3 separate regions of the Homo sapiens genome follow, and regions 1 and 2 are each linked to region 3. The links are chromatin contacts, found by Hi-C or POLR2A ChIA-PET in ENCODE. All regions are on one chromosome and are shown on one strand. Each heading gives the region's core, a stretch centred on a gene start or an enhancer-like site at or near the end of the contact. The rest is flanking DNA. Distances are from core to core; before and after follow the strand shown.

Region 1 (3,378 bases), core at 501-3,000, 77 kb after region 3:
CATCCAGAGGCAGGCTCAGTTCAAGTTTTAAGGGAAACCACACACGCCTGCTTGAAACAGAGGTCTCTGATTCCCCCGCCCTCCCTGATCCCTGGTCCGAAGCCTGCAATGGCTCCCCACTGGTATCACAATGCGTAAACCCTTCCAGTGGCACCTGAGGTCTTCTATGACAGCTACAATTAGGCATTTATGTGTCTTTCTAGTGTGCTGTTTCTCTAGGTCGCTATAATATATCCTCCATTTTCCTTTGCTCATGCCTTTAGTAGTAGAATTCTATCTTTCCTGCAAACTTACCGCAAGGAAGGCTGAGGTGAAGCTGAGGTGAGGCTGAGGCTGAGACTGAGGCTGAGGTGAGGCTGAGGCTGAAGTGAGGCTGAGGCTGAGGTGAGGCTGAAGTGAGGCTGAGGCTGAGGCTGGGGCTGGGGCTGGGGCTGGGGCTGAGGCTGAGGCTGAGGTGAGGCTGAGGCTGGGACTGAGGTGAGGCTGAGGCTGGGGCTGAGGTGAGGCTGAGGCTGAGGTGAGGCTGGGGCTGAGGTGAGGCTGAGGCTGAGGCTGAGGTGAGGCTGAAGCTGAGGCTGAAGTGAGGCTGAGGTGAGGCTGAGGCTGAGGTGAGACTGAGGCCGAGGCCGAGGCTGAGGCTGGGGCTGAGGTGAGGGTGAGGGTGAGGCTGAGGCTGGGGCTGAGGTGAGGCTGAGGGTGAGGCTGAGGCTGAGGCTGGGGCTGAGGTGAGGGTGAGGCTGGGGCTAAGGCTGAGAGGTCACCAAGCAGAGCTCCGGTGATGGCTTTTCCTCTCCTGAATAGTTTCTATACCCAGTGACCAAGGCCTGAGTAAAATGCATAATACCACTTTGTGCTACAGATATTTGTAGATGAATTTACATTCTTTACTAAATTATCACCTCCCTGACAGCAGGACCTGTTTCTGATTCAGCTTTGGATTTCTCAGAGAACATAGTACACCTCATAGAAAATAAATGCAAAAGATGTAAATGTTGGTCAAATGAACGAATTTTTATTCTGGTCAAGAGGCCCAACTTTACCTTCCTATCCAACACTCTGTTATTATTTGGCATGTGTTTATTTTTATTTATTTATTTATTTTTTAGACGGAGTCTTGCTCTGTCACCCAGGCTGGAGTGCAATGGCGCAATCTCGGCTCACTGCAACCTCCACTTCCCAGGTTCAAGTGATTCTCCCGCCTCAGCCTCTCGAGCAGCTGGGACTACAGGCATCCGCCACCACACCTGGTTAATTTTTTTGTATTTTTAGTAGAGATGGGGTTTCACTATGTTGGCCAGGCTGGTCTCCAACTCCTGACCTCGTGATCCGCCCGCCTCGGCCTCCTAAAGTGCTGGGATTACAGGCGTGAGCCACCTCGCCTGGCCTGGCATGTGTTTATCTTTAGCCCCAAGTCAGCGATGGTGCTTGCTGCTTAGTACATGGTGCCTGTTGCATAGTGCTGGGTGCATGGTACACGGATCTCTGTTTGTGGTCCCATATGAACTGTGCTGTCAATGGATACTATACAAATTCAACTATAAAGAAACTTTCATCCTCATATTGCATTCTGTGGCTTGCAAAGAACCTCATTCAACAGGATCTCAGGGTATTTCCAGGTGGGGCATGGATGGCTCAGAGATCTACTGATAAGCAGCAGGGGCAGCCCCAACACCTGGGTGTTCTTACCTATAGCTCGGGGCCTGTTTCCGCACATCTCACTGCCTGCAGGAAAGGTGATTCCAGGTGAATTACTTCTTTTTGAAGTGATTAAAGTTTTTGCCCATAGCTCCTTGGTTTTTGCTGTAAACTACAGCTTTTCTAGCGTGCAACCATGTTTCACCATTAGATTACTCACAGGCTCAGACCAATCACTACAAACCACAAATGGCAAATTGAAATATGGATTGTGAGTTGAATTTTCACCTTGTTATCTTTGGATTTCTGCAATCAAAGGATCCAATGCTTCATGAGCTCTAGGGAAATATACTTGGTAGCCAACCCATTTTATTGCAAAATTGCCTATATAGGTTAAAAATTAAGAGAAATAAGGCATCCCCCTCTCTCCTTTGCTGCAGCCTCTGGAGCGCCTTGCCCTCTCCCTACCCTCTGCCTCCTCACTGTCTCATATCCTGTGACTCACAGGACATGTGCTCCGAGCCACAGAATCCCACAGTGAATGTGTCTGGCAGCTGCCAGGTATTCTCCCCACCAGGAGGCTCCACACATGCTCCCTGAAACGTGCTGCAGCAAGCACTGTGAAAAATGCACTTTCTCGTCGCTTGACTTGGAGAGAGTCCTATGTGTTTGAAGACTTAACAGATGCCACAGAAGCCTCAGAAATGCTCTCTCCGAGGTTAAGCTCCCTCCTCCAGCAAGTGGGACATTTTCACATCCACCGTCTTAGCTTAGGGCAGTAGGGATTTCCTAAAGATGAACAACCCTGTCTGGTTACAGGTAGATTGTTCTTGAGACACAGGCCACACCCCTCCCGGCCTTCCCATCCTTGGCAGGGTCCTAGAATGCTGTTTCCACTTTTCCAGATGCAATGGTGAGAAATTTGGTGGTGATTACTGAGAAAACCAACTCTGGTTATTTCTGACAAAATCAAAGTTGTTTGGTTAGGGTTAGGGTTAGGGGGTATACTAGTCCGTTTTCACGCTGCTGATAAAGACACACCCAAGACTGGATAATTTACAAAGGAAAGAGGTTTAATTGACTCACAGTTCCACATGGCTGAGGAGGCCTCACAATTATGGCAGAAAACGAAAAAGGAGCAAGAGGCTATCTTACATGGTGACCGGCAAATAGAGAATAAGAGCCAAGCAAAAGGGGTTTCCCTTTATAAAACCATCAGATCTGTGAGACTTACTCACTACCATGAGAACAGCATGGGGGAAACTGCTCCCATGATTCAATTACCTCCCACCAGGTTCCTCTCACAGCACGTGGAAATTATGGGAGCTACGATACAAGATAAATTTGGGTGGGGACACAGCCAAACCATATCGGGGGGATTTGCAAAAGTCACCCCTATCATAATGCCTGAGGGTTTGTACTGCTACATCAATTACATTTTATTTTTTCTTTCCCTCCCTCCCTGTCTCCCTTCTTTCCTTTCTTTCTTTATTAAAATGTAAGCTTCCTGAGGGTAGGGACACTGACTGTCTTACCCAACTCCTGGAATTTGTGCCTGACACCTAATAAGAACTCACTATATACTTGTTTTGTTGAATGACATTTCAAAATTGATATTGACATGAACTGAGACCTGAAAGGTAATAGAACTCTGTTGCCTTTCCTCATCCTGAATTGCTCTCTATGTTTATAAAATGGTGCTTTTTTACCAAATCAGACCCAGTGTTACACATTTACATTGGA
Region 2 (3,258 bases), core at 165-2,664, 120 kb before region 3:
ACAAACCTGCACATTCTGCACAGGTATCCTAGAACCTAAAGTAAAATTTTTTTAAAAAAAAGTTCAACATTTCACTGTTTTTTTCTTTTTGTTTTGTTTTTTTTTAATAAGAGCTTTTATGGAACCAAAAAACCAAAGGAGGATGTCATTATAAATTAAGAATAGAGGGATCTCTCCTTGTGGTGCTGCACGAGAGCGGAGTATGAGTCTGCGGTTGAGGAAGTCATGGCAGGACAAGCATTTAGAAAGTTTCTTCTACTCTTTGACAGAGTATTTGTTGAAAGGATTGCCACCACAACTGTAACCAAAGGAGGCATTATGCTTCCAGAAAAATCTCAAGGAAAAGTATTGCAAGCAAAAGGAGTAGCTGTTGGATCAGGTTCTAAAGGAAAGGGTGGAGAGATTCAACCAGTTAGCATGAGAGTTGGAGATAAATTTCTTCTCCTAGAATATGGAGGCACCAGAGTAGTTCTAGATGACAAGGATTATTTCTTATTTAGAGACGGTGACATTCTGACTGGGCACTGTGGCTCACGCCTGTCATCCCAGCACTTTGGGAGGCCAAGGTGGGCGGATCACCTGAAGTCAAGAGTTTGAGCCCAGCCTGGCCAACATGGTGAAACCCCATCTTTACTAAAAATACAAAAATTAGCCGGGCGTGGTGGTGTGTGCCTATAACCCCACTACCCGGGAGGCTGAGACAGGAGAATGGCTTGAACCCAGGAGACGGAGGTTACAGTGAGCCAAGATCATGCCATTGCACTCCAGCCTGGGCGACAGAGTGAGACTCTTTCTCAAAATAATAAATACATAAAAAAGAGATGGTGCATTCTTGGGAAGTATGTAGACTGAAATAAGTTACTATTGAAATGACATCAACTTGAAGCTGCCCATTCCACTGAAGTTCTGAAATCTTTCATCATGTAAATAATTTCCAGATCTGTCTTTTTTAATAAACTAATGATAACTAATGACAAAAAGTAGAGAGCGTAGCTAAATCTATTCAGTCCATCCTCAATTCAAACTATCCCTCGTGCTTCTAGTTGTTCCTTTTGTCAATCTGTCCTGTTTTCATTACGTGTTGTTCTTCCTTACATTTTCTATTTCTTCTTTGAAATCGCTTTCATAACTTCAAACATACTTATTTTTTAATCTTTTAAGATAATTTTGTTACCTCAATATCTTGAATTGCTACAGGGGTATTATCAACCCAGGGCCAATTCATATGTTACAAGCTTAACTTAGAGTTTCCTGCCCCACGCAAGTAATTTAAATTCAGACTTTTTTTTTTTTTTCTTTTCTGAGACCTGGGTAGCAGCACGTCGATGGGTTGGTTTTGTTTCCTCTTCATTGAAGGTGGTGAGTTTCAAAGATATCAGCTTTATATAAAGCTCTCCGTTCCAACCCTACCCCAAACTTCCTCTCCTGTCTTCATGTGGATGCTAACTTAAAACTCTTATTTCTGGGTCAGATAACTCCCTGCTCTCAGCCCTGATGACTACACCTTTGACACACACTATATTGGTATGGCTTTTAATTTTCTCTTTGTTTCTAGCATTTGAGAATCTCTGTCTTTGTTAATTCAACTATGTATTTTTAAATAAACTTCATATTTTAGCTAACACTTGTAGATATTTGTAGCTGGGGAAAACTAACTTTAGTTGATTCTACTGAGTAGACAGGACTGGAAATCCATTCTCTGGGGTTTGTTAAAACCAAAGTAACTGGCTCTCCTGGATGCTAGCTCACTGTCCAAGTTGAATTTAGTGTCAATCATCCAGAAAATGTCCCGTTTTTCATGTGCGAAGTCTGCTTATAGTTAATAGACCAGCTTAGGTTCTTCATTTAGTTCAGTGAACTCTTCAAAATGTGGTTTCAATATTGAAATAAATGCATATCATTCTAATTTTACTCTTTTCTCTCTCTGCTAGGAAACTGGAGGGAGTAAATCCTACAGACAATAGACAAATGTTTGAAATACTTAGAACATGGTTTGTTTTTCTTTTTGTTTTTGTTCTGAAATGGAGTATTGCTCTGTTGCCCAGGCTGGAGTGCAGTGGTACGATCTTGGGTCGCCACAACCTCCACCTCCCAGGTTTCAGCAATTCTCCTGCCTCAGCCTCCCGAGTAGCTGGGACTACAGACACGTGCCACCATGCCTGGCTAATTTTTTGTATTTTTAGTAGAGACAGAGTTTCACTGTGTTGGCCAAGACAGTCTTGATCTTTTGACCTCATGATCTTCCCATCTTGGCCTCCCAAAGTGCTGGGATTACAGGCATGAGCCACTGTGCCCGGCCAGTTGTTTTAATTCTAGGTTCTGGATACATGGGAAGTGGAGGAAATGCTGGACAAGAAGGCACAGTTAGATGGTAGACCCACCTCTGTCAATAACCAGGCCCAGTTTTAACTCATTGTTTTTCAATTGTAAAATAAGAGTGTTGGACAAAATACCTTATAGGCTCCTTCTAGCTCTTAGGTGATTTATAAAGGTTTGGGGTGAGGGTAAACTGGGCGGTTAAAGTCTGTGTAATCTGAAAGCCATGCAGGGGCTCTGACGGGCTTACCCCTGTCCCTGCAGCCAAGTCCTGACGTGCTACTTTCCCAGGGCTTGGTTCTTGCCTGTTTCTCTTGAGGCTGCCTTGGCATTCACCCACGCTCTTGGTTGTTATTTTTTACTCTCTGCCCCTGTGAAAATACACCTGCTCTCGTGGCTTCACTGGCCACTTTCTCAATCCTGGCTGTCTTCTTTATGTTCTTGTTCCCTGTATCCTATGGGTCTGTTTCTTTCTGACTACTCACCATGAGGGCAAGAGATTCCAAATATCTACAAAATTCCTCACATTCCTGAAGAAACCCTCCCAGTCTTTCCCTAGTGTCCTGTCTCTGAGGATACCACCTTGCTTGGTGAGAACTTTCATAGATCTAGCCTCTTCATTTACCAACTCCTACCAAGCCACTTTTCTTGTGAAATGTCCCATATGCACATTTTGTGCATTCAATAAATAGCTTTTGAGTTAGGCCAGGCACTGTATTGGACATGGATTAAACATAAAATAAAGAAAGCAGATCTCGGCCAGACACAATGGCACATGCCTGTAATCCTAGCAGGTGTATCACCTAAGGTCAGGAGTTCCAGACCAGCCTGGTCAACATGGTGAAACCCAGCCTCTACTAAAAATACAAAAAAATTAGCCAGGCATGGTGGTGGGTGACTGTAGTCTCAGCTACTCGGGAGGATGAGGCAGGAGAATTGCTT
Region 3 (3,285 bases), core at 413-2,912:
CTCGCAGGGGACTCTGCCCTCCCTGGCCGCCTCCCTTGCTAGGGGTGCCTTCCTTCCACAACACCACCAGAGGACCTAACCCTTCAAGAACCGGTGAATCCCTCATGCCCACACTTGTGTCACTCCTGGCTGGAAGGAGGTTATTCTGAGAGGCTGGCTGAGCCTCCTTCCTGCAATTCATGCCCAACATGGGAAGTGCTACCCCTAGTGAAGCACACTTTCGGACAGACCAGGATTGCGGTGACCTCAGGATGGCAAATGAATCCACAGCGACAAGGCAGCAGTGGGGAGTGGGAAACACCAAAGACAGACGTCAGGTCCCCAACCTCCTTCCTCCTTTGTCCCTCGCTCCCCTGAGTCACAGTTGAAGCTGTGCCCTTTCATGTCACTCAATTAGGTTGATAAGAGACAGCGCTAGAATGGGAGATATGAGAATATGGATAAAAGAAAAGACAGCCACAGAGGCTGAAAGCTGCATCTCAGCCCATGGACAGGCCACACACTTGGAGAAGACTGTGTGGCTCCTCCCTTCTCCAGTCACCTGAGTTTTGGCACAAGAAGCACTAACATAAGAAGCCAGTGGTGGCTGGGTGCAGTGGCTCACGCCTGCAATCCCAGCACTTTGGGAGGCAGAGGTGGGCAGATCACAAGGTCAGGAGTTCGAGACCAGCCTGGCCAATATGGTGAAACCCCATCTCTACTAAAAATAGAAAAATTAGCCAGGCACGGCGGCGGGCACCTGTAGTCCCAGCTACTCGGAAGGCTGAGGCAGGAGAATCACTTGAACCCAGGAGGCGGAGGTTGCAGTGAGCCGAGATGGCACCACTGCACTCCAGCCTGGGTGACAGAGCAAGATGCCATCCAAAAAAACAAAAAAGAAGCCAGTGGTACAGGAAGTTTCATTACTGAGAGTGTGGACTCCTGACAGTGGAAAGCAATTTGGGGATTAGAGTCACAGACAGCGGCTGAGCCTCAGGTCCTGGAGTCAGACCTCGCCTAATTTGCTTTTGTTCCCTAAACTTGTGTCCCTGTCTTTAAGATACTAACAGTGGGATAACATGCAGCACAGTGCCTGCCCCCAAGCCTCAGCTCCTATCGCGTAACGTCCCAAATGCTTCATTCATTCTTGGGTTTGTTTGTTTGGTTTGGTTTGAAATGGAGTCTTGCTCTGTTGTCCAGGCTGGAGTGCAATCTTGGGTCACTGCAACCTCTGCCTCCCGAGTTCAAGTGACTCTCCTGCCTCAGCCTCCAAAGTAGCTGGGACTACAGGCACCCACCATCATGCCCAGCTAATTTTTGTATTTTTGTAGAGACGAGGTTTCACCATATTGACCAGCCTGGTGTTGAACTCCTAACCTCAGGAGATCCACCCGATTCAGCCACCCTAAGTGATGGGATTACAGGCCTGAGCCACTGCCCCCCATTCTTGGCCCATTCAAGCATCTGTTTCGTGCTGCTGAAAGCCACAGTGAGTGCTCTGAGTGTGCTGAGAACCATGAAGTGGCTCTGCGGAACATCTCGCATGAGGACGCTGCACGGGACAAGGGCTTGTGGTTTTGGCTGAGGAAAGGCAGAGCGCGTCACCACTGTCCCGCACCCTGTGCCTGGCACACACCCCAGAACAGACATCGCTCTGCCTTTCTGCCCTTTATCAGAATGCCATCTAGTCAGCAGACAGCTATCACGAGTCTAGAGCGTGACAGGCTGGAAGCAGATGCTGCTAAGATGCCCAGACAGGCCCTGAGAGGTGGGGCAATCTGCGAGCTGTTAGCAGGACGCTGTCCAGCAGCAGGGACTTAATTTCATTAGAGGGAGTGGAGGAAGAGATGGACGCCGACGAGGCCAGTTGTCAGCTCTGACACCCACACACGTGAGCCCTGGCTTCCTGGTAATTCGGGAGGAAGGACTGCAAAATCCCATGTCAGTAGGTTGCCGTGGGAACCCCCATGTCTTCAGCAAACAGATGCTTCCATGGAAATGAAACATTGTTGCATTAAGTAGCTGACCCTCTACAGAGATTAAATGTTAGCAAAGGAAAATTCTAACATTGAAACAGAATTGGAAGGGAGTGGGTAGACATCAGGCAATATTTCTTATTTTCCTCTGAGTCCTAAAAAGGATCTAGCAATACCTCCTTAAGGGGAAATGGCATTAACCCACCAAGCAATTGAATCACTGACTTTCTACTTGCTCTCTCTCAGGTCCATGTGAACAGAAGACCTGGACTGTATTCCCACCCCTTTGTGCCTATAGAACTCTGTCCCTGTTTAGAAGGTGGCTGTCCCGTTAATAAAAAATTTAGGTAAACCTGAATCTTCCAAAGGGTGATATAGAACATGAACTATTTAAAAGCTTAACATTTTTTTTCTGAATATTTTATTCTAAAATTAGTGGTTGTATGTTTTTTAACTGTTAAACATTTTCATTGACTTACTCCTCAAATGGTTAAACTGATTGAATATAAATAAAGAAGCAGGTATTATAAAGTTGTGGTTTCTAAAATGTGGATGAGAATCTTGTTTCCTGGGCCAGAATCCCAGACCTGGGATGTGTGAACACAAGGTCACACAGACCGACATGCTTCCCTGGGCCTCTGGGAACCAGCCTGCCCTTTCCTTCTCTGAGTTACTCTGGGAGCTTAGGCGGTCTCAGCTGATGGTGGAGGGAGTCCCACTGCAGTGAGAAACATGATCACTCGCAATTTAATAATGCAACGAGAATAAACTTGAAGTACAAGGTATTATAGGAAATGGGAATCTCAGGAAATGTGCACAGACAAACTTGTCAGGAAAAACCATCCATTGTAGCAAACTCTGCTCTGCTTAAGGCACCCTTTTTCTCATAATTTGCTGTAGATTAACTATTGTAGCTAAGAAGCACTAACATTGGAATAAAAACAAACATACTTCTCTTTATGGTGTATCTTTGAAAAGAGACATGTGCCATAGTTTTCTTGAGAGGGATGTGGCATAAAGCTGGCACAGAGGAGTTGTTTGGCTCCTATTTAGGTTTGTAAATATCTCTCAATTTCAGCAGTGCTCTCTGTGCTTATGTAGGTTCTCTTCGCCCCCTGTATTTTTCCTAAACTTTCCTGAGCTCTCCTGACCTTATTTTCTCTCCAAGCCTTGATGCCAGTTTGACTTCTGGGTGATTCTGAGACTGGCTGCCTGTAGCCCCAGGTAGGATGATGATCAAGTGCCCCAGGAGGTGATTTTTACTGGGAAAAAAAAGCAGCAGCTCCCTTGTTTGGGGTGGAATGTTACAGCAACCAGGAAATCTGGTGAT

Evidence for each region. Hi-C counts contacts between places; a loop is a spot of excess contacts on that map. ChIA-PET counts read pairs that join two places held with the same protein, here RNA polymerase II (POLR2A). Pooled maps may share reads with other maps.
Region 1: a map of mammary epithelial cell shows a loop between it and region 3 (6-fold over the local background). The contact joins two enhancer-like sites. A Hi-C loop is called at or near these places in 1 of 168 maps with a recorded cell type or tissue (mammary epithelial cell) and 1 of 50 pooled maps. POLR2A ChIA-PET finds 5 or more read pairs at or near these places in 3 of 52 experiments (MCF 10A, WTC11 and activated CD8-positive, alpha-beta T cell).
Region 2: POLR2A ChIA-PET joins it to region 3 with 16 read pairs in activated naive CD4-positive, alpha-beta T cell. The contact joins the promoter of LINC01891 here to the enhancer-like site in region 3. A Hi-C loop is called at or near these places in 5 of 50 pooled maps. POLR2A ChIA-PET finds 5 or more read pairs at or near these places in 9 of 52 experiments (BJ, CD4-positive, alpha-beta memory T cell, T-cell and 4 more).

Annotation. Positions count from the first base shown.
Region 1 is chr2:234,257,148-234,260,525 of GRCh38, reverse strand. No RefSeq gene overlaps it. Among named protein-coding and RNA genes, the nearest start is that of LINC01891, 200 kb to the left of the region's middle. Within about 2 kb of position 1,750, at least 6 of the 41 ENCODE cell types and tissues checked have a DNase peak (open chromatin) inside an H3K27ac peak, as active enhancers do.
Region 2 is chr2:234,452,751-234,456,008 of GRCh38, reverse strand. LINC01891 (long intergenic non-protein coding RNA 1891) reads left to right here and starts at 1,414. Exons shown (of 3, transcript NR_146988.1): 1 at 1,414-1,524. It also overlaps the pseudogene HSPE1P9.
Region 3 is chr2:234,334,353-234,337,637 of GRCh38, reverse strand. No RefSeq gene overlaps it. Among named protein-coding and RNA genes, the nearest start is that of LINC01891, 120 kb to the left of the region's middle. Within about 2 kb of position 1,662, at least 11 of the 41 ENCODE cell types and tissues checked have a DNase peak (open chromatin) inside an H3K27ac peak, as active enhancers do.